Linked DNA regions of Homo sapiens: region 2 is linked to region 1. A link is an interaction called in ENCODE POLR2A ChIA-PET data of the cell type or tissue named here. Cell type or tissue: GM12878. All regions are shown on one strand. Links, peaks and the distances in the headings refer to the core of each region. The heading gives the core; the rest is flanking DNA. Region 1 overlaps INSR (insulin receptor). Region 2 overlaps INSR (insulin receptor).

What was found. Peaks named below come from ENCODE experiments on the same cell type or tissue, not always from the same donor. Only the 100,000 strongest peaks of a DNase experiment are listed, where the experiment ranks them.
Region 2: POLR2A ChIA-PET joins it to region 1 with 6 read pairs; 4 of 35 experiments call an interaction of 5 or more read pairs at or near these places.

What each region holds. Positions count from the first base shown.
Region 1 is chr19:7,220,355-7,230,349 of GRCh38, reverse strand. The region is part of intron 2 of INSR (insulin receptor); the gene reads left to right. Among named protein-coding and RNA genes, the nearest start is that of INSR, 69 kb to the left of the region's middle. RefSeq lists a silencer at 7,986-8,186. In GM12878, for the core only: no CTCF peak of the experiment used is centred there; no DNase peak of the experiment used is centred there; H3K27ac peaks cover 445 bases.
Region 2 is chr19:7,162,083-7,172,077 of GRCh38, reverse strand. INSR (insulin receptor) reads left to right here. Exons shown (of 22, transcript NM_000208.4): 6 at 1,327-1,541; 7 at 3,984-4,110; 8 at 5,674-5,924; 9 at 8,879-9,046. Among named protein-coding and RNA genes, the nearest start is that of ZNF557, 97 kb to the right of the region's middle. In GM12878, for the core only: no CTCF peak of the experiment used is centred there; no DNase peak of the experiment used is centred there.

The DNA.
Region 1 (9,995 bases), core at 3,891-6,390:
CTACCAAGATGAACTGCAGGCTTTGCTCTGAGCTCACAGCCTGACCTCAGTCTAGAGCTGGGAATCTTTCTCTCCCTCATTGCTACACCTGATCAATTACTGAGTCCCATCCCTTTAACTGCTTACATGGCCTTCAAATCCATCTTCCCTACCTAAGCTGCCCATTCATTGACCTGTGCCTTCTGTCCATCTGCTGAGAGCCAGGTGCTGTGCGAGCCTCTGAGAATGTGGCCGAGAACAATATGGATAAAAGTTCTGAGCCGGGTACGCTGACTCATGTCTGTAAACCCAGTGTTTTGGGAGGTTGAGGCAGAAGACTTCCTTGAAGCCAGGAGTTTGAGGCCGGCCTGGACAACACAGCAAGACCCCATCTTTACAAAAACAAAAACAAACAAACAAAAAAAAGAAAAAGAAAAATTAGCTGAGCATGGTGGCACTGACTTGTGGTCTCAGCTACTTGGGAGGCTGAGGTGGGAGCATCACTTGACTCCAGGAGTTCGAGGCTGCAGTGAGCCATGACTGTGCCACTGCACTCCAGCCTGGGCAATAGAGCAAGACCCTGTCTCAAAAAAAAAAAAAAAAAAAAAAAGACTGTAAATGTATCCTCCAGAGTAATTCTTCTTTTTCATTTTTCAAAAGCATCCTTGCTTTGTTTATGCTTCCAAAAGTTTAAAAACTGTAGCTAAGTTCCAAGAAAGAAAAAGGGAAGCAAAGGAAAAGGAAAACACAGACCCAGAGGCCCTTTATGGGGTTGATTGTATGTGAAGTCCATAAATTGATGGAGAGAAGGAGCACCTTGGCAGTATTTACTTGTACTCTCCTATGTCATGGATTTCCTCTCCATTTTCCCAAGGGTTCTTTCCTGTTCTTAGAAATGTTTTGTGATTTTGCTTCAGACACAGTTTGTCTACTTCTTGTAAGCATTGTTCTTAGATTGCTGGCTTTATATCTATCACTCCCTTGCTCATCTGCCCATCCATCTATCCATCCATCCATCCATCCATCCATCCATCCATCTATCCATCCATCCATCCATCCATCCATCCATCATCCCTCCATCCACTTGCTCATCTGCCCATCCATCCATCCATCTATCCATTCATCCAGTCCATTCACCACCCACCATCTATTATCCATCCATCCATCCATCCATTCATCCACTCACCCATTCATCCATCATCCATCCACTCACCCATCCATTCATTCAGTCACCCTTCATCCATTCACTCACCCATCCATCCATCCACTCATCCAATCACCCATCCATCCATACATCCACTCATCCATTCATCCATCCATACATCCACTCATCCATTCATCCATCCATCCACCCACCCAGACGTCCATCCATCCATCCATCCATCCATCCTTCTGTCTACTCTGCCAACAATCCACACACCTGTCCCTCCATCCCTTCCAACCACTCACCCAGCAATCTTCTCATCCATCTATCCACCCATGCATACATCCACTTATTCATTCATCCATCCCTCCACCCACCCATTCATCCACCCATCCATGTGTCCATTCATCTCTCCATCTATCCGTGTGTCTATCATCTAATATAAGGGAGATGTTTTGAAGTATTAAAAGTGATTATTTTGTAGCATAGGGGACAGGGATTGTGTTTTCTTTACTTACTGCTACCTTATTAAATGCTTACTAGTTCTAAAAGCCCTGCAATTGATTCCCTTCAATTTTCCAACTCTATAATTGCAGCATCTGCAGATAATGATGACTTCTTGCCTTTTGCCAATAATTAGACCAGTTATTGCTGTTAACCTTGTTATGGCAGGAACTTCCAGAACAGTGTTCAGTGACGCAGCTGAATATGGTCAGCCCAGTCTCATTTCTGATTTGAGTGGAATGCCTCAATTGTTTTACTGCAGAGGATAATTATATAATTGTTAATACTCTTGACCTTCCTGTCTTTAGCCTCACTGAGTAAATGGGGTGTGATCATGAAATCTTGATTGTCTCATAGATGCAAGAGACATAAACGACATTTGTCTGTGTATAATGACAGCAGATTTATTTTGCTAAGCTGTTAAGCTGTTAAAATAAGCCTTTAAGCCCCCGCCTCAATTTTCCAGCAGAGTGGAATGTTATTTTGTTGCTTCTGGCCAAGTGTCGATATTCATTTTAGGGCAGGTCTTCATGGAAAGTCTGCTGGACTATAGGTCTGGATACTTGCCGGACCCTGTGTCATCACTAAAGTTAGGGTGCGTTTCAGAACCACCCTGTACCACAGTGAAGAGGGACAAATGGCCTTAGGGAGCAGGACCCATGGGGGCCCTCTGGGGCTGTTTCTTGTGCCCTGAGAGAGGCCCTAGATTTGGGACAGTCTGATTTACCTCCCCTCCCTTTTTTTTTTCTGGGTGATGCTACCCTGGTTTCTGTGTTGAAATATGACCCTAGTGTGAAGGTCGCGGTCTCAGACCATCTTGTTTCTGGTATGTTAAGAAACAGAAAAACACCTTTTAGGACACAATGTTAACCATTGAGGATACATATCAGTGTTCTGGAAAAACAAAAACAAAAACAAAACAATCTGTACCGCGACTGTGGTTTTCATCAGGGTGGGCTGCCTTTCCGATCCATAACCCTGTGTGGCTTGATGGAGAACATGTTTTGTAACTTGCAAGGGCATCTGCAATAGCCGGGTCCTCTTGGTGAAAGGGGAGGACCCACATTAGGTCTAAGCTGGCTGGAGTCGATGCAAAACTCTCACATGCTTTGGAAAAAGCACGTGATCTTTCGACGAGAATGCAAATGTTGACCGGGTGCAGTGGCTCATGCCTGTATTTGCAGCATTTGGGGAGACTGAGGCAAGCGGATCGCTTGAGTCCAGAAGTTTGAGACCAGCCTGGGCAACTTGGTGAAACCCCATCTCTACAAAAAATACAAAAATTAACCAGGTGTGGTAGTGCATGCCTGTAGTCCCAGCTACTTGAGAGGCTGAGTTGAGAGGATTGCTTGAGCTCAGGAGGTTGAGGCTGCGGTGAGCTGTGATCACGCCACTGCACTCCAGCCTGGGCAACAGAGCCAGACCCTGTCTTTAAAAAAAAAAAAAGAATGCAAATGTTTGCTTGATTATTCAGCTGGTATTTGACACACAGTTCTTTGTTCCAGAGGGACTGTCCAGCAACAAATAGTGAATTCGTTAATTTTTCACACCAAACCTATTGAAAATAACCAGAAAAGGTATATGCTGGAAAACTCAGTGTTCTAGAAACATTCATGTTTGCCATCCCAAGAGCAAAAGTCATGGAATGCCTGATGCTTAGTGTTAAGAGGAAGGAATTCCACACAGCCTGTGGCTAGCTTTTCTTATTTCATTGGTGTCCAAGACAAGATTTGAACTGTTTACTAAAGGAAATTAGCATCATAAGTCTCCTCTGGCATATATTTCCAGCATCCAAGTGGAGCTGCTGAGATCTTGCTCAAGAGTAGCAAAATTGGCAGGAGGAGGAGGGCATTAGTTTTTACATCAGCTTAAAGAATTTTTTTTATCAGCCATTTTTGCAATTTGGAAACCTGTTTGGAGTAGGGGTATATGGAGATGAAATTGGGCTGTTTCTAGGATTCACCTCCTCCTTCAGGCATTTTTTTTTTTTTTTTGGAAACAGGGTCTGGCTCTGTTGCCCAGGCTGGTGTGCAGTGGCGTGATCATGGCTTACTGTAGCCTTGACCTCTTGGGCTCAAGCAATCCTCCCACTTCAGCTTCCCGAGTAGCTGGGACCACAGGTGTACACCATCGCACCTGGCTAATTTTTATATATTTTTTGTAGAGATGGGGTCTCACTATGTTGCCAGGGATGGTCTTGACCTCTCAGGCTCAAGCAACTCTCCTGCCTCGGCCTCCCAAATTGCTGGGATTACAGGCAGGAGCCACTGCAGTTGGTACTTAGAGTTGTTTTTTTTTTTTTTTTTTTTCCCTTGAGACGGAGTCTCACTCTGTTGCCAGGCTGGAGTGCAGTGGTGCGATCTTGGCTCACTGCAACCTCCACCTCCTAGGTTCAAACCATTCTCCTGCCTCAGCCTCCTGAGTAGCTGGGACTACAGGCACACGCCACCATGCCCAGCTAATTTTTTTTTGTATTTTTAGTAGAGATGTGGTTTCACCATGTTGGCCAGGATGGTCTCGATCTCTTGACCTCGTGATCCTCCCACCTCGGCCTCCCAAAGTGCTGGGATTACAGGCGTGAGGCACCACACTAGGCCGATCCTCAGACATTTTTAATTTTCCTTTTTTAGTGTTACAGCCAGCCATTTGAAAAATGAGACTTCCCCCTAACCTTGTGTCAAACTCAGAGACGTTGTCATCTTGGCTTTGATGTGGTGGAGGAGAGGGGCTTCTCATTCCGGGACGGGGTTTCTCCACCTGGGGCCTGCGGATACTGGGGCTGGATTGTTCTCTGGGGTGGGGCCGTCCTGGGCACTGAGGGTGCTAGCAGCATCCCTGGCTTCCACCCATTCCATGCCTGGAGCGCCGCCCCCGAGGCATGGCAAACACAAATGTCTCCAGACACTGCCAGGTGTCTCCTGGTGGGCAGAATCGCCTCCATTTGAGGACCCCTGGACCAGGGTGCTGGAATGGGGGTGAGGGGCACTCTGCAATTATTCTCTGCTCTTTTTTTGAGGGGGGGGAAATGGAAACCAAGAGCCCATCATCAGCCTCGTGGCTCTGTGGTTTGACACTGCCATGCTACCGACAAAAACCACGTCCCTAGACTTGGGGGACCAAGGAATCTGGAGGAATATGATGATAGTCATTTAATGAAGGTGGGTTTATGTATTACTCAAGTGCTGGGCTGGGGAGTCAGGACATAGCCACAGGGAAGAAAACAGAAAGGTCCTTCCCTCTTGGAAGCCCCTCTTGAAACACCTAATTGGTGACATGGTACACTGGAGAATCAGAGAGTGTCACTCAAGCATTTTGGCTTGGTGGTGGGGCGGGGGTGGCGGGTCAGGCACTCAAGCACCCCTAAGCTGATCTGGAGAAAGTGTCGGGGAAGGGGAACATTAGCGTTTCTCCCTGAGGAATCATCTTACACCTATAACGGCAACTGGCCCACAGTAACATTGATGGAGCAAGTGTCTTCTTGTGGCTCGGCCGCTCAATAGCTGTGTGACCATGGGCAGGTTACTGAACCTCTCTGTGCCTCAGTCTTCTCCTCTGTAAAATGGGAACATCTAGGATTGTTGGGGGAAATAAATGGTTAATAATTGGAATAGTGCTGGGTGCATAGGAAACTCTAAGTGTTACACAGCATGTGGCCACAACCTCCCCTCTCCCCTCCTCTCTCCTCTTTGCTGCTGCCCTGCTGCCTTAATGGGATACTCCCCTCTCTGTCTCTGTCTGTCTGTCTGTCTGTCTGTCTCTCTCTCATCCCCTTTTCTTTCCTCTGTTCCCCCACCCCCACCTCTGATGCAGTTTGGACCAAGTTTTCTTCAGCCAGCTAATTTAGAGACAAGAACCTGGATATTTATTGGGCGTTTGGGGGACTTCCTTACAGCCCTAGGTCTCTGTGAAAAGGGCCCTGGATTATCTCTGCAAAAGCCCACCTGCTATTGGTTAGCCAGGACTGTCTCCACTTTCAGACACCAGCTTCATCCAAACACTCTTTGCTGTATTTATAACCACGGTGCATTTCCTCGGGACGCACATCTTACGGCTTCTTGGCCCCTTCGCCCAGGGTGCACTGCCTGGACCATCGCCCTCCGGCAGAGACAGTGTCTTTCTTTGTATGTTCTCCTTCCTCTGGTCGAGATGTGGCTTGGTCACCTGGAGTGGGGCCGTCGGCAAGTCGCCTGGGCTTCGTGGAGGCTCGCTGCCCCCATGGCGGAAAGCTCGGCCACACACCCTGATGTCTCGACACCTTTGAGTTGCCCATGAATGGGTTTTCAGAGCTTCCCGTGTTTACTTCGCTGCACGCCTCTGTTTGTGCTCTGGGGAAATTCTTGGCAGAGGAAAAGCCAATTGGAAAACAGCCCTGCTTGGTGTCAGGGCTTGAGGTTGAGGGAGAAAGACTGAAACGGAGATTTGCATGAGCTGGTTTGAGCATGTCACAAGACTTTGTCTTTAAAAAAAAAAAAAAAAAAATTGGCCTGGTGTGGTAGCTCACTCCTGTAATCCCAGCACTTTGGGAGGCTGAGGCAGGCGGATCACGAGGTCAAGAGATCGAGACCATCCTGGCCAACGTGGTGAAACCCCGTCTCTACTAAAAATACAAAAATTAGCTGGGTGTGGTGGTGTACGCCTGTAGTCCCAGCTACTGGAGGCTGAGGTGGGAGAACGGCTTGAACCCAAGAGGGAGAGGTTGCAGTGAGCCGAGATCATGCCACTGCACTCCAGCCTGGGTGGCAGAGCGAGACTGGTCTCAAAAAAAAAAAAAATTTTTTTTTGTTCCAGTCTATTCTGGTGGCTTAGAGGAGGGAAGATGGGAAATTTTGGGTTTAATAGAGTAATATCCATCAGGTTGAGGGCTTTGAAGCACCTGGGAATATCCATAAGTCACTACTGAGCACCAGCTGTATAGAGTTATTGAGCATGTATTGTCTCCCAGGCACATGGTCCTCACAACAATCTTTTCACAGAGCTAGGATTTGAACCCACAGTCTCTCTGGCTTCAGAACCCTAGCTTTTCTTGCTATACTCTGCCTTACAGAGGAAGGGAACTTTTGTACTGGGTTTTGAAGGGTGAATAGGAGTTCAATGAAGAAGCAGCACATTCTGTGCTAAATTTGGCTTCCTGATCCTCCTAGAATTGGCCAGAAGCCAATATCTGGAGGCCAAAATTGGGTCACTAGGGTGACCAACTCATCACAGGGCCCTGGATTATCTCTGCAAAAGCCCACCTGCTACTGGTTAGCCAGGACCATCACAGTGTGCCCAGGTAACCCTGCGTTTCACCCCAAAGCAGAATTTTACACCAGAGCCTGGACACCAGTTGAATTTTCTTTAACTCATTTCTGTCAATGGTTACCTCCAAAAATGCTCCCTTGTGTCTTTATGCTGGGCTTCTTTCTCTAGATACTTCCATTTCTTGGTTTGGGTGAAAATCAAATGAGGTAATTAATGCTTGTGACATGTAAAGTGTAGTGAGTGGCACATGGTAACCTCTTTAGTTTTAGCCAGTTGGTTTTTTTTGTTTGTTTGTCTTTGAGACAGAGTCTCACTCTGTCACCCACGCTGGAGTGCAGTGGCGCAGTCTCAGCTCACTGCAACCTCTGCCTCCCAGGTTCAAGCAATTCTCCTGCCTCAGCCTCCCGAGTAGCTGGGATTACAGGTGCACGCCACCACACTGGGCTAATTTTTGTATTGTTAGTAGAGATGGTGTTTTGCCATGCTGGCCAGGCTGGTCTCAAACTCCTGACCTCAGGTGATCCGCCCTCCTTAGTCTCCCAAAGTGCTGGCATTACAGGCATGAGCCACAGTGCCCAGACAGTTTTAGCCAGTTTTTCACTGGCCTCCCTCTTTGCCTTTTTTGCAAGGGAGCTGGCCTCCCTGTCCCTGGAGTAAGCAAACTTCCTTATACCTATAGCTTCCTCTAAGGAAGCGTAGTTACCTACAGCCTGGCCCTCCCCAAGGACACAGCTGTTTCCTCCACCAAGAGCAAGGAGTGGACATAATCACTGCCAAATAGGGAAGCCAGGCTGGACACCGTGGCTCATGCCTGTAATCCCAGCACTTTGGGAGGCCGAGGTGGGAGGATCACTTGAGGCCAGGGATTCAAGACCAACCTGGGCAATGTAGCAAGACCCTGTCTCTAAACAAATAAAAAAATTAGCCAGCTGTGGTGGCCCATGGCTGTAGTCCCAGCTACTCCAGAGGCTGAAGCAGGAGGATTGCTTGACCGCAGGAGTTTGATGCTGCAGTGAGCTACGGTCACACCACTGAACACCAGCCAGGACAACAGAGCAAGACCCTGTCTCTTAAAAAAACAAAAAAATAAGGAAGCCAGATGGGTGCTGGGTGTACGGGACACATGTCAAAAGTCAGACCTCTATCTGAGTAAGGAAACAGGTTCAGAGTCAGGATTAAAGACCAAGACAGCTTGAGGTCATCAGAGGCCAGGAATTTCCATACAGGCTGCGGTCCAAAGTGCCAAGCTGGGCTAGATAGATGTTGGGGAAGAGTCTCTGTCGCCCTCTTTCCTTCCCCGTTAATGCTATCAGCTGAGCATGGGTCACTCCTGATTTTTTTTTTTTTTTTTTTTACCGAGGACATAGGCTCAGAGTGTCTTCTAGCTTTCAACCCACCCCAGACTCTGACTTAGCCTTTCCCAAATGGTGCTGTGCAGAAAAATGAAAAAATTGCTAGGAGGATCATGTGCCTGGTGGATAGTACATGCTTGATAGCTGTAAACAGTTGGTGCTCAATATATCGTGGCTTGTGGATCTTCCCAGCTGCTTCAGAACCCCAAGCCTGCTGTATAATTGTACTTGATCCCGACAACAGCCCTGCCAGATGGGTGTTACTCTGATTCCTGTGTCCTGGTAAGTGGACGGGGGGCCTGGAGTAGCTGAATTGCCTAGAGAAGGGGACATAGCTAGAAAGGAAAAGTTGAAACCCAGTGTGATGCCAGAGTCCATGCAAACTTTATCCTGAAAGGAGGGATCTCTTTTTTTTTTTTTCTGAGATGGAATCTCACTCTGTAGCCCAGGCTGGAGTGCAGTGGTGTGATCTCGGCTCACTGCAACCTCCGCCTCTCAGGTTCAAGCGATTCTCCTGCCTCAGCGTCCCAAGTAGCTGGGATTACAGACGTGTGCCACCACAACCGGCTCATTTTTGTGTTTTTAGTAGGGACGGGGTTTCGCCGTGCTGGCCAGGCTGGTCTCGAACTCCTGACCTCAGGTGATCCGCCCGCCTCGGCCTCCCAAAGTGCTGGGATTACAGGCGTGGCCACTGCGCCCAGCCTTCTTCTTCTTCTTCTTCTTTCCTCCTCCTCCTCCTCCTCCTCCTCCTTTTTTTTGACAGAGTCTCACTCTATTGCCCAGGCTCGAGTGCAGTGGCACAATCTCAGCTCACTGCAACCTCTGCCTCCTGGGTTCAAGAGATTCTCCCACTTCAGCCTCCCGAGTAGCTGGGATTACAGGTGCGCAACACCACAGCCGGTTAATTTTTGTGTTTTTGGTAGAAACGGGGTCTCGCCACGTTGGCCAGGTTAGTCTCAAACTCCTCACCTCAAGTGATCCGCCCGCCTCAGCCTCCCAAAGTGCTGGGATTACAGGCGTGAGCCACTGCGCTCGGCCTGGTGAAGACCTTCTTGCCGGTGGGGACTCTGCAGAGTCCTGACAGGGAGCAGGGCATCACATGGCGAGGGAGCTGAGAGTGTCAGCTCAGGTCTCTCTTCCTCTTCTTATAAAACCACCAGTCCCACTCCTATGATAAACCATTAATCCATGAATGGATTAATCCACTTATGAGGACACAGCCCTTTTAATCACCTCTGAAAGGCCCCACCTCTCAATGCTGCCACATGAGGAATTACATTTCAACATGAGTTTTGGAGGGGACAAATATTCAAATCATACTATTATGTTACCAGTAAAATTTAAAATATAGGAATAATAATTGCCGATGTGTGGCAGACTTACCAAATACTAGACCCTGTGCTAAGTGTTTTATATCTATTATTTTATTTAATTTTCTTGGTCACTGCATAACATATGCTCTGTTAGTCCCAGTTTTTCGAATGGGCATAACAAGACCGAACCTACCTAGAGTTGGCACAAGTTGTAAAAATAGGATCCGTGGCCGGGCACAGTGGCTCACACTTGTAATTCCAGCACTTTAGGAGGCCAAGGCGGGAGGATCACCTGAGGTCAGGAGTTCGAGACCAGCCTGGCCAACATGGCGAAACCCCGTCTCTACTTAAAATACAAAAATTAGCCAGGCGTGGTGGCGCGCCTGTAGCCCCAGCTCCTCGGGAAACTGAGGCAGGAGACTCGTTTGAACCCGGGAGGCGGAGGTTGCAGTGAGCCAAGAT
Region 2 (9,995 bases), core at 11-2,510, 54 kb after region 1:
TAGCCAAGTGTGATAGTGCATGCCTGTAATCCCAGCTACTTGGGAGGCTGAGGCAGGAGAATAGCTTGAACCTGGGAGGCAGAGGTTGCAGTGAGCCAAGATCACACTACTGCACTCCAGCCTGGGTGACAGAGTGAGACTCTGTCCAAAAAAAAAAAAAGAAAAGAAAAGGAAAAACTTAAGGATTTTTTAAAAATCAAATAAAAACAAATAAAAAACAAATAAAAGTATATCTGGCAAAACCTCGGGAAAAAAGAACTTGGAATGTGCCTAAAGGTCCATCCAGCCAAAAATTGTAAAAGCTTTTTTATAGTCATTCTTGAGAAACAAAAGTGGGAGCAGCCCAACCTTGGTGCCCATCCTCCAAGGGTACAGGCTGGAATTTTTGCTAAATTTGCTGTTTGGGCTGCATTGTGAGTAGAGTTTGGCATGCATAAAATGAACATTCCCTCTTAGTCCCGGTTGTCCATCCTAATTTCTGGGATGGACTCCATCTCAGTATATTCCAGTATATTCCAACCTTCTCCTTGAGGTCCTAGAAACTCTATTAGCAAAACAGCAGAAACTCAAACTAGCTAGATCAAGATTGACTCATAGGCAGGAGGTCTGTGGAAGACCCAGATTCTTTCCATCTTTGTGCTCCTCATGGTCACAAGATGGCTGCCTCAGCCCCAGCCTCACATCTGTAGAACAGACAGCAAATGGGGAAAGGGACAAAAGGACATGTTAATCAACATGAGCTGGTAAGTGACTTGAGAAGGTGGTCTAAACAATATAGTTTAGACTATATTATCTGTACTCCAGCCTAGGCACCAGAGTGAGAATCCATCTCAATAAAACAAACAAACAAACAAACAAAAACCTTCAATGGCTCCTTTCTCCTTATTAAGGATGGCCACATGTTCTTGGTCTTGGTCTGGCATGCAATATACTAGAGGGTCTGGTCCATTGCAACTACAGCTATTTCCTGTCACCTATTGGCCAAAACAGGCTACTTTGCTCTTCCCTGAACTCAGCTTAGGTGCCTCTGTGTTATCAGTATTTCCCCTATTTGCAGAAATTGGTTTCTGCAAAACCTATTCCTCAGTCCATCACAGACTCACCACCCCTCTTCAAGACTGAGCTGAGCCTCCTTCCTGGCCATGAAAACTTCCTCAACTTCCTCTGTTATCCACATTCAACAAATATGTGTTGAGTATGTGCCAAGCAAGTGGAGAGGATTAGGCACGTAGCACTGAACAAGATCAACTCCGAGCATGGCCACACCATCTTGGAGTTGTAGAAGACCAGCCGTTGAATGACTAGATGTGTGTGTTTTTTCCATAGGAACTACTCCTTCTATGCCTTGGACAACCAGAACCTAAGGCAGCTCTGGGACTGGAGCAAACACAACCTCACCATCACTCAGGGGAAACTCTTCTTCCACTATAACCCCAAACTCTGCTTGTCAGAAATCCACAAGATGGAAGAAGTTTCAGGAACCAAGGGGCGCCAGGAGAGAAACGACATTGCCCTGAAGACCAATGGGGACCAGGCATCCTGTAAGTCACTGGTCCCCAACCTTTTTGGCATGAGGGACCGGTGTAGTGGAAGATGGTTTTTCCATGGACTGGTGGTGGGTGGGGATGGTTTCAGCATGATTCAAGTGCATTACATTTACTATGCACTTTATTCCTATTATGATTACATTGTAATATATAATGAAAGAATTGTACAACTCACCATCATGTAGAATCAATGGGAACCCTGAGCTTGTGTTCCTGCAACTAGATGGTCCCAGCTGGGGGTGATGGGAGACAGTGACAGATCATCAGGCATTAGATTTTCATAAGGAGTGTGCAGTCTAGGTACCTCATGTACACAGTTCACAATAGGGTTCACACCCCTGTGAGAATCTAATGCCGCCGCTAATCTGACAGGAGGCAGAACTCAGGTGGTCATGCAAGCGATGGGGAGTGACTGTAAATACAGATGAAGCTTCACTTGCTCACCTATCACTCACCTCCTGCTGTACAGCCCTGTTCGTAACAGGCCATGGATAAGTACTGGTCTGTGGCCCAGGGGCTGGGGACCCCTGCTGTAAGTGGTCCACAAACCAGATAATGTGGCTGTCCTCTCTCATCCATCACAGTCACCCCCAGGGGGTATTACTTCCCTCTAACAACTCACTGTGTGATAGGCTTTCTTACTGAGGGCAGATTCTGCACATTTATTAATATTATCACTATGCTTACTGTGCCATATAGTACCGGATACGGGATGAAGTCATACAAGCACTGAATGAATGGATGAATGAATGATGGATGAATGGATGACACCTTCTTATATGTGTATCAGGCTGATGCTGAAGACTTCAAAGTTGAGTAAAATACCTATGTCAGTCTGCATCTCCTGGGAAGTGACTGCCAAGTTGAAGTTAGGAGTGCAGAAAATGTATTGAGGGTAATATTCATAAAATATGAAACAGAGGAAGAGCTTCTTTTTTTTTTTTTTTTTTTTTTGGGACAGAGTCTTGCTCTGTCACCCAGGGCTGGAGTGCAGTGGCGTGATCTTGCCTCACTGCAACCTCCTTCCCCTGGGTTCAGGTAATTATCTCGCCTCAGCCTCCAGAATAGCTGGGATTACAGGCACATGCCACCAAGCCCGGCTAATTTTTTTTTTTGTATTTTTAGTAGAGACAGGGTTTTGCCATGTTGGCCAGGGTGGTCTTGAACTCCTGACCTCAGGTGATCCTCCCGCCTCGGCCTCCCAAAGTGCTGAGATTACAGGTGTGAGTCACCACGCTCAGCCATGAAGAGCCTTTTGACAATAGCGTGTGTCTGACCTCTGTGAACAGAGAGCGGGAAGGAGGGAGGATAGGGCTGGGAGAGTCTCAGATGGTGATGCATCCCTGAGTCTTGGCCAAACCCAGAAAGAGATCAAGGCCACGGTTGTCTGCAGGGAAGTTCTGCATTGCAAAGGGACGGCCAGGCATCTACCAAGCTCAGTCATAGGTGGGGGCTGTCCAGGGAGAGTCAGGTTTTGGCTGGAATGCTACAGCAGGTCCTGCAGTTTCTGCAGCTGCAGGCTGCCTGCTGACTGCACTTCCCTGACAGATTCTAAACAGTGAGCTGCCAAGGGCTTCTGGGATACCTTCATGGGGAGTTAGTTACTTATGTCAAAATGTAGTGCAAGGGCTGGGCATGGTGGCTCACGCCTGGAATCCCAGCACTCTGGGAGGCCGAGGCAGGCAGATCACTTGAGGTCAGGAGTTCGAGACCAGCCTGGCCAATGTGGTGAAACTCCATCTCTACTAAAAAAAAAAAATACAAAAACTAGCTGGACGTGGTGGTGGGTGCCTGTAATCCCAGCTACTTGAGAGGCTGAGGCATGAGAATTGCTTAAACCCGGTAGGTGGACTGCACTCCAGCCTTGGTGACAGAGCAAGACTGTCTCAAAAAAAATGTAGTGCAAGGAGAGAGAGCGAGGTTGGGGTGAGGTTTAGGAGAGGGTTTGTCTTCTAGGCAGAGAGAATTACTTAGATGCGTCTCTCCGATGTCTAATGATCTGCAGGGTCTCTAAACTCACTTGGCATAGGTTTATTTGCACTGGAGTTGCACCTCCTTCCAGGTCAGTCTTACAAGTCCATATGCGAGACAACGTTGTGTCAGGACAAACATCACCCTTGGAAATCCCTTCCTCCAATAACTATTGGCCGGTTGTCCTTCTTGCGCGGGTACAGACTGCGCTTATTCAGTTGACTGTCTGGCTGAGTCAAGTCATTGGCTTACGTGAGTGTGAGTGGCCAAGTTGCAAAACTGGCTCTTACCTTTGAATCTTCCCCCATTCATACTCAGCCAGGCACATGGGGAGGAGACCCTTAAGGGAATAGCAGCGTCACCTCTGCCTTCTCACGGTCCCTCCAGGAAGTGTGGGGGTCCCAGGCTTTGGTCTGAAACTACACTGAAATAGCTCATTTTTGCCTTTTGTTTTAACTTTTCCAGGTGAAAATGAGTTACTTAAATTTTCTTACATTCGGACATCTTTTGACAAGATCTTGCTGAGATGGGAGCCGTACTGGCCCCCCGACTTCCGAGACCTCTTGGGGTTCATGCTGTTCTACAAAGAGGCGTAAGTAGAAGAGTTAGAGAGACGCTGAGGAGGCGAGGGCTGGCTGGCTCTGTGCTTGCTACGTTTGTGCTCCAATCTGCCCCTCTTGGGTTCCTGTCTATCTCCCTCCTCCTCCTGGAATAAATATCTTAGGTTCCTTTTTACAATCTCACCAGTCGATGGCATGCAAAGTCAATAGTGTCTGCTTTTATCAAATGCCTAAAATGGAAGCAGACAGCTTTCCCATAGAAGCCCGGACTGGCCAGTTTCCTGGGGCAATATTCTATTTTGCCTTGCCTGTGTATGTCTCATCAGACATCCTTAGTAGTCAGGAGCTCAGTCTACTAAGTGGATGTTATCAAATGTATTGCTTATCTATTTTTCTTTTTTATCCCCAATTTTTTTTTTTTTTTTGAGACAGAGTCTTGCTCTGTTGCCCAGGGTACAGTGCAGTGGCAGATCTTGGCTCACTGCAACCTCTGCCTCCCGGGTTCAAGCAGTTCTCCTGCCTCAGTCTCTTGAGTAGCTGAGATTATGGGCATACACCATCACACGTAGCTAATTTGTGTATTTTTGATAGAGACGGGTTTTGCCATGTTGGCCAGGCTGGTCTCAAACTCCTGACCTCAGGTGATCTGCCCACCTTGGCCTCCCAAAGTGCTGGGATTACAGGCATGAGCCACCGCACCTGACCAGTAGTAATATTAATAATAGTTCTAGCCCTCAAGATTTACCTTGTGCCTTGCTGAGCACTGACACACAGTCTAATCTTATCAGTAACTTGTGAGGGAGCTCCTGCTATTACTATTATTACAGATTGAGTATCCCTAATCTGAAAATCTGAAATTTATAATGCTCCAAAATCCAAAGCTTTTTGTGGGCCGACTTGATACTCAAAGGAGATGCTTATTGGAGCATTTCAGATTTCAGATTTTTAGATTAGAGATGCTGAACCAGTACAATGCAAATTAACTAGTAAAATGCAAATATTTCAAAACCCCAAAATATCCAAAATCCAAAACACTTCTGGTCCCAAGCATTTATTTATTTATTTATTTATTTATGTTTTTGAAACAGAGTCTCCCTTTGTCGCCCAGGCTGGAGTGCAGTGGTGCGATCTCAGCTGATGCTACCTCTGCCTCCCGGGTTCAAGCAATTCTCCTGCCTCAACCTCCTGAATAGCTGGGATTACAAGCATCTGCCACCATGCCCAGATAATTTTTGTATTTTTAGTAGAGACGGGGTTTCACCATGTTGGCCAGGCTGGTCTCGAACTCCTGACTTCTGGTGATCCGCCATTCTCGGCCTCCCAAAGTGCTGGGATTACAGGCGTGAGCCACTGCACTTGGCCAAGTCTCAAGTGTTTTGAATAAGGGATGCCCAAGCTGTGTTTTTTCATTGAGATGTCAGGGTTGACAGTTCCTTTCTCTTTGGCTGTTCCCGAGTTATTTTTTCTTGTGGCATTAGATTGTTGGGTGAGTAACATGTGACCCTATGGGATGTAACTTCCCAGGCCTCATCTGCACGGCACTCAGTGTGACGGTCTTGTAAGGGTAACTGCCTTCTGCTGTTTTGTCTTGAAAGCCCTTATCAGAATGTGACGGAGTTCGACGGGCAGGATGCGTGTGGTTCCAACAGTTGGACGGTGGTAGACATTGACCCACCCCTGAGGTCCAACGACCCCAAATCACAGAACCACCCAGGGTGGCTGATGCGGGGTCTCAAGCCCTGGACCCAGTATGCCATCTTTGTGAAGACCCTGGTCACCTTTTCGGATGAACGCCGGACCTATGGGGCCAAGAGTGACATCATTTATGTCCAGACAGATGCCACCAGTGAGTGTGTCTTGGGAATGTGAATTCGTATGTGAATCAGACCTCTTGCTTTTAATAGGCTGATGCAGTGAGGTTGTATAAAATGCTCCTTGATATGGTTATTGGCTTTTTTTTTTTTTTTAGACAGGGTCTTACTTTGTCACCCAGGCTAGAGTGCAATGCAGTGGGGTGATCATGGCTCACTGCAGCCTCAAACTCCTGGGCTCAAGCAATCCTTCTGCCTCAGCCTCCTAAGTAGAAGGAACTACCAGAGTATACCACCATGTGTGGCTTTTTTTTTTTTTTTTCTTTGAGATGAAGTCTCACTCTGTCACCCGGACTGGAGTGCAATGGCATGATCTCGGCTCACTGCAACCTCCGCCTCCCAGGTTCAAGTAATTCTCCCACCTCAGCCTCCTGAGTAGCTGGGACTACAGGCATGCACCACTATACCCAGCTAATTTTTGTATTTCTTGTAGAGACAGAACGTTGCTGTGTTACCCAGGCTGGTCTTGAACCCCTGGCCTCAAGTGATCCTCCTGCCTCGGCCTCCCAAAGTCCTGGGATTAGAAGTGTGAGCCACCTTGCCCAGTCAGTTATTGGCTTTTAAAGGAGCTGGGTATTGAGGCTTATAGTTTCAGACGAGGCAGTAGCAACAAGCCACTTGATGGGAATATTTATATTTTTCATCCTATTATGAAAAATTGTCAAATATTCACAACACAGAACAAAACCCCATAGTTAGCCGCCTCCCAGCTTCAGCCTTTGGTCATTTTTGTTTCATCTCGACGCCTGTTCCCTCTTCCCACTTGTTACTTCTTTTTGTTTTGTTGTTTGTTTTGGCCTGGAGTATTTCACAGCAATTTAATTATGTTTGTTTGTTTGAGATGGAGTCTCACTCTGTCACCCAGGCTGGAGTGCAGTGGCGCCATCTGGACTCACTGCAACCTCCACCTCCCAGGTTCAAGTGATTCTCCTGCCTCAGCCTCCCAAGTTGCTGGGATTACAGCACACTTGGCTAATTTTTGTTTTGTTTTGTTTTGTTTTTTGAGACAGAGTCTCACTCTGTCACTGAGGCTGGAGTGCAGTGGTGTGATCTCAGCTCACTGTAACCTCCCCGTCCCAGTTCAAGTGATTCTCCTGCCTCAGTCTCCCAAGTAGCTGCAACTACAGGCGTGCCACCACGCCCAGCTAATTTTTGTATTTTTAGTAGAGATGGGATTTCACCATGTTGGCCAGGATGGTCTCAATCTCTTGACCTGCAATCTGCCCACCTTGGCCTCCCAAAGTGCTGGGATTACAGGCATAAGCCACCATGCCAGCCTTTTTTTTTTTTTTTTTTTTTTTTGAGATGGAGTTTCGCTCTTGTTGCCTAGGCTGGAGTGCAATGGCCCTATCTCAGCTCACTGCAACCTCTGCCTCCCGGGTTCAAGCGATTCTCCTGCCTCAGCCTCCCGAGTAACTGGGATTACATGCATGCACCACCACGATTGGCGAATTTTTTTTTTTTTTTTTTTTTTGTAGAGACAAGGTTTCTCCATGTTGGTCAGGCTGGTCTCGAACTCCGAGCCTCAGGTGATCCGCCTGCCTCGGCTTCCCAAAGTGCTGGGATTACAGGCATGAGCCACCGCGCCCAGCCATTTTTGTATTTTTAATAGAGATGGGGCTTCACCATGTTGGCCAGGCTGCTCTGGAACTCCTGACCTCAAATGATCCGCCCACCTTGGCCTCCCAAAGTGCTGGGATTACAGGCATGAGCCACTGGGCCCGGCCTAATTATATTTTTGTAAAACCTAAGTGCTTCTCTTATAGCAGTAGTTCCCAAAGGAGGTTAACTGCTCTGCCAGGGAACAGCTGCCAATCAATGTCTGGAGACATTTTTGGTTGTTACAGCTGTGGAGATGAAACCACTGGCATTTCGTGGGCGGAAGCCAGAGAGGCTGTTCCATGTCCTGCAACACACAGGATGCACCCTCCTTCATGACAAAGAATTATCCAGTCCTAAAAGCCAATAGTACTAAGGGTGAGAAACCCCGTCCTGTAGGCTCAAATTCAAGCTTTTTTTTTTTTTTTTTTTTTTTTAACGGAGTTTCACTCTTGTCTCTCAGGCTGGAGTTCAATGGCGCATTCTCAGCTCACTGCAACCTCTGCCCAGGTTCAAGATTCTCCTGCCTCAGCCTCCCAGGAAGCTGAGATTACAGGCGCCCACCACCATGTCCAGCTAATTTTTTTTTTTTTTTTTTTTTTTTAGTAGAGATAGGGTTTCACCATGTTGGCCAGGTGTAGTCTCGAACTCCTGATCTCAGGTGATTCAGATGATTCGCCCACCTCGGCCTTCTAAAGTGCTGGGATTACAGGCATGAGCCACTGTGCCTGGCCTCGAATTCAAACTTTATAAATCAACCCTATCTTCTTCAGTTAATCCCCGCTCATTCATCCTGTATCTTTTAGTGACACCAAAAGACTTACAGTTTTCAGAAACTTCTAGCTCCCAGGTGTTTGGACTCCCTCCCCATCCCCAGCTCCCTCGGCCACCTCCGTTACTTTGGGTTTTTTGGGTTTTGTTTGGTTGGTTGGTGGTGGTTTTTTTTTTCTTTTTTGTTTTGTTTTGTTTTGAGACGGACTCTTGCTCTGTCACCCAGGCTGGAGTGCAGTGGCGCAATCTCGGCTCACTGCAAGCTCCGCCTCCCAGGTTCACGCCATTCTCCTGCCTCAGCCTCCCAAGTAGCTGGGACTACAGGCGCCCACCACCACACCTGGCTAATTTTTTGTATTTTTAGTAGAGACGGGGTTTCACTGTGTTAACCAGGATGGTCTCGATCTCCTGACCTCGTGATCCGCCTGCCTTGGCCGCCCAAAATGCTGGGATGGGTGCCCTCATGATGTCTTTAACTTGTGTGTCCCCCGCCATCCTCCCACCAGCTTTCTTTGCACACTGTTTCTCATGATGGACCCATTTCCTTTCTCCCTGACAGACCCCTCTGTGCCCCTGGATCCAATCTCAGTGTCTAACTCATCATCCCAGATTATTCTGAAGTGGAAACCACCCTCCGACCCCAATGGCAACATCACCCACTACCTGGTTTTCTGGGAGAGGCAGGCGGAAGACAGTGAGCTGTTCGAGCTGGATTATTGCCTCAAAGGTGAGTGCAGGCAGCTGTGCTAGGATCGGTGGGGTTTGCACACGTGTGTCTGATGCACTTTGCTTCACCTCTAGGGAAGCAGCTATCTCTTCCTGTGTCTCAGTGTCGGAAGGCACACACACACACACTCCATTCTATCTCATATGAAAACACACATACATGTTTTTATCTATTTATTTATTTATTTTATTTTTTATTTATTTACTTTTTTGAGATGGAGTTTCACTCTTGTTGCCCAGGCTGGAGTGCAATGACGCGACCTTGGCTCATCGCAACCTCCACCTCTCGGGTTCAAGTGATTCTCCTGCATCAGCCTCCCGAGTAGCTGGGATTACAGGCACGCGCCACCACGCCCGGCTAATTTGGTATTTTTAGTAGGGACGGGGTTTCTCCATGTTGGTCAGCCTGGTCTCAAACTCCCGACCTCAGGTGACCTCAGGTGATCCACCCACCTTGGCCTCCCAAAGTGCTGGGATTACAGGCATGAGCCACCACACCCGGCCTATTTTTTTTTTTTTTTTGAGACAGGGTCTTACTCTGTTGCCCAGGCTGGAGTGCAGTGGCATGATCTCTGCTCACTGCAACCTCCACCTCCCAGGCTCAAGCAATCCTCTTGCCTCAGCCTCATGAGTTGCTGGAACACCACAATTGTCTGCAGGTGTGCACCAGCATGCCCAGGTAATTTTTTTTTTTTTTTTTTTTTTTGAGACAGGGTCTCACTCTGTCACCCAGGCTGGAGTGCAGTGGCATGATCTCGGCTCATTGCAACTTCTGCCTCCCAGGCGCAAGCGATTCTCCTGCCTCAGGCTCCTGAGTAGCTGGGACTACAGGCGCCTGCCACCACACCCGGCTAATTTTTGTATTTTTAGTAGAGATGGGGTTTCACCATGTTGGCCAGGCTGGTCTTGAACTCCTGACCTCAAATGATCCACCCGCCTCGGCCTCCCAA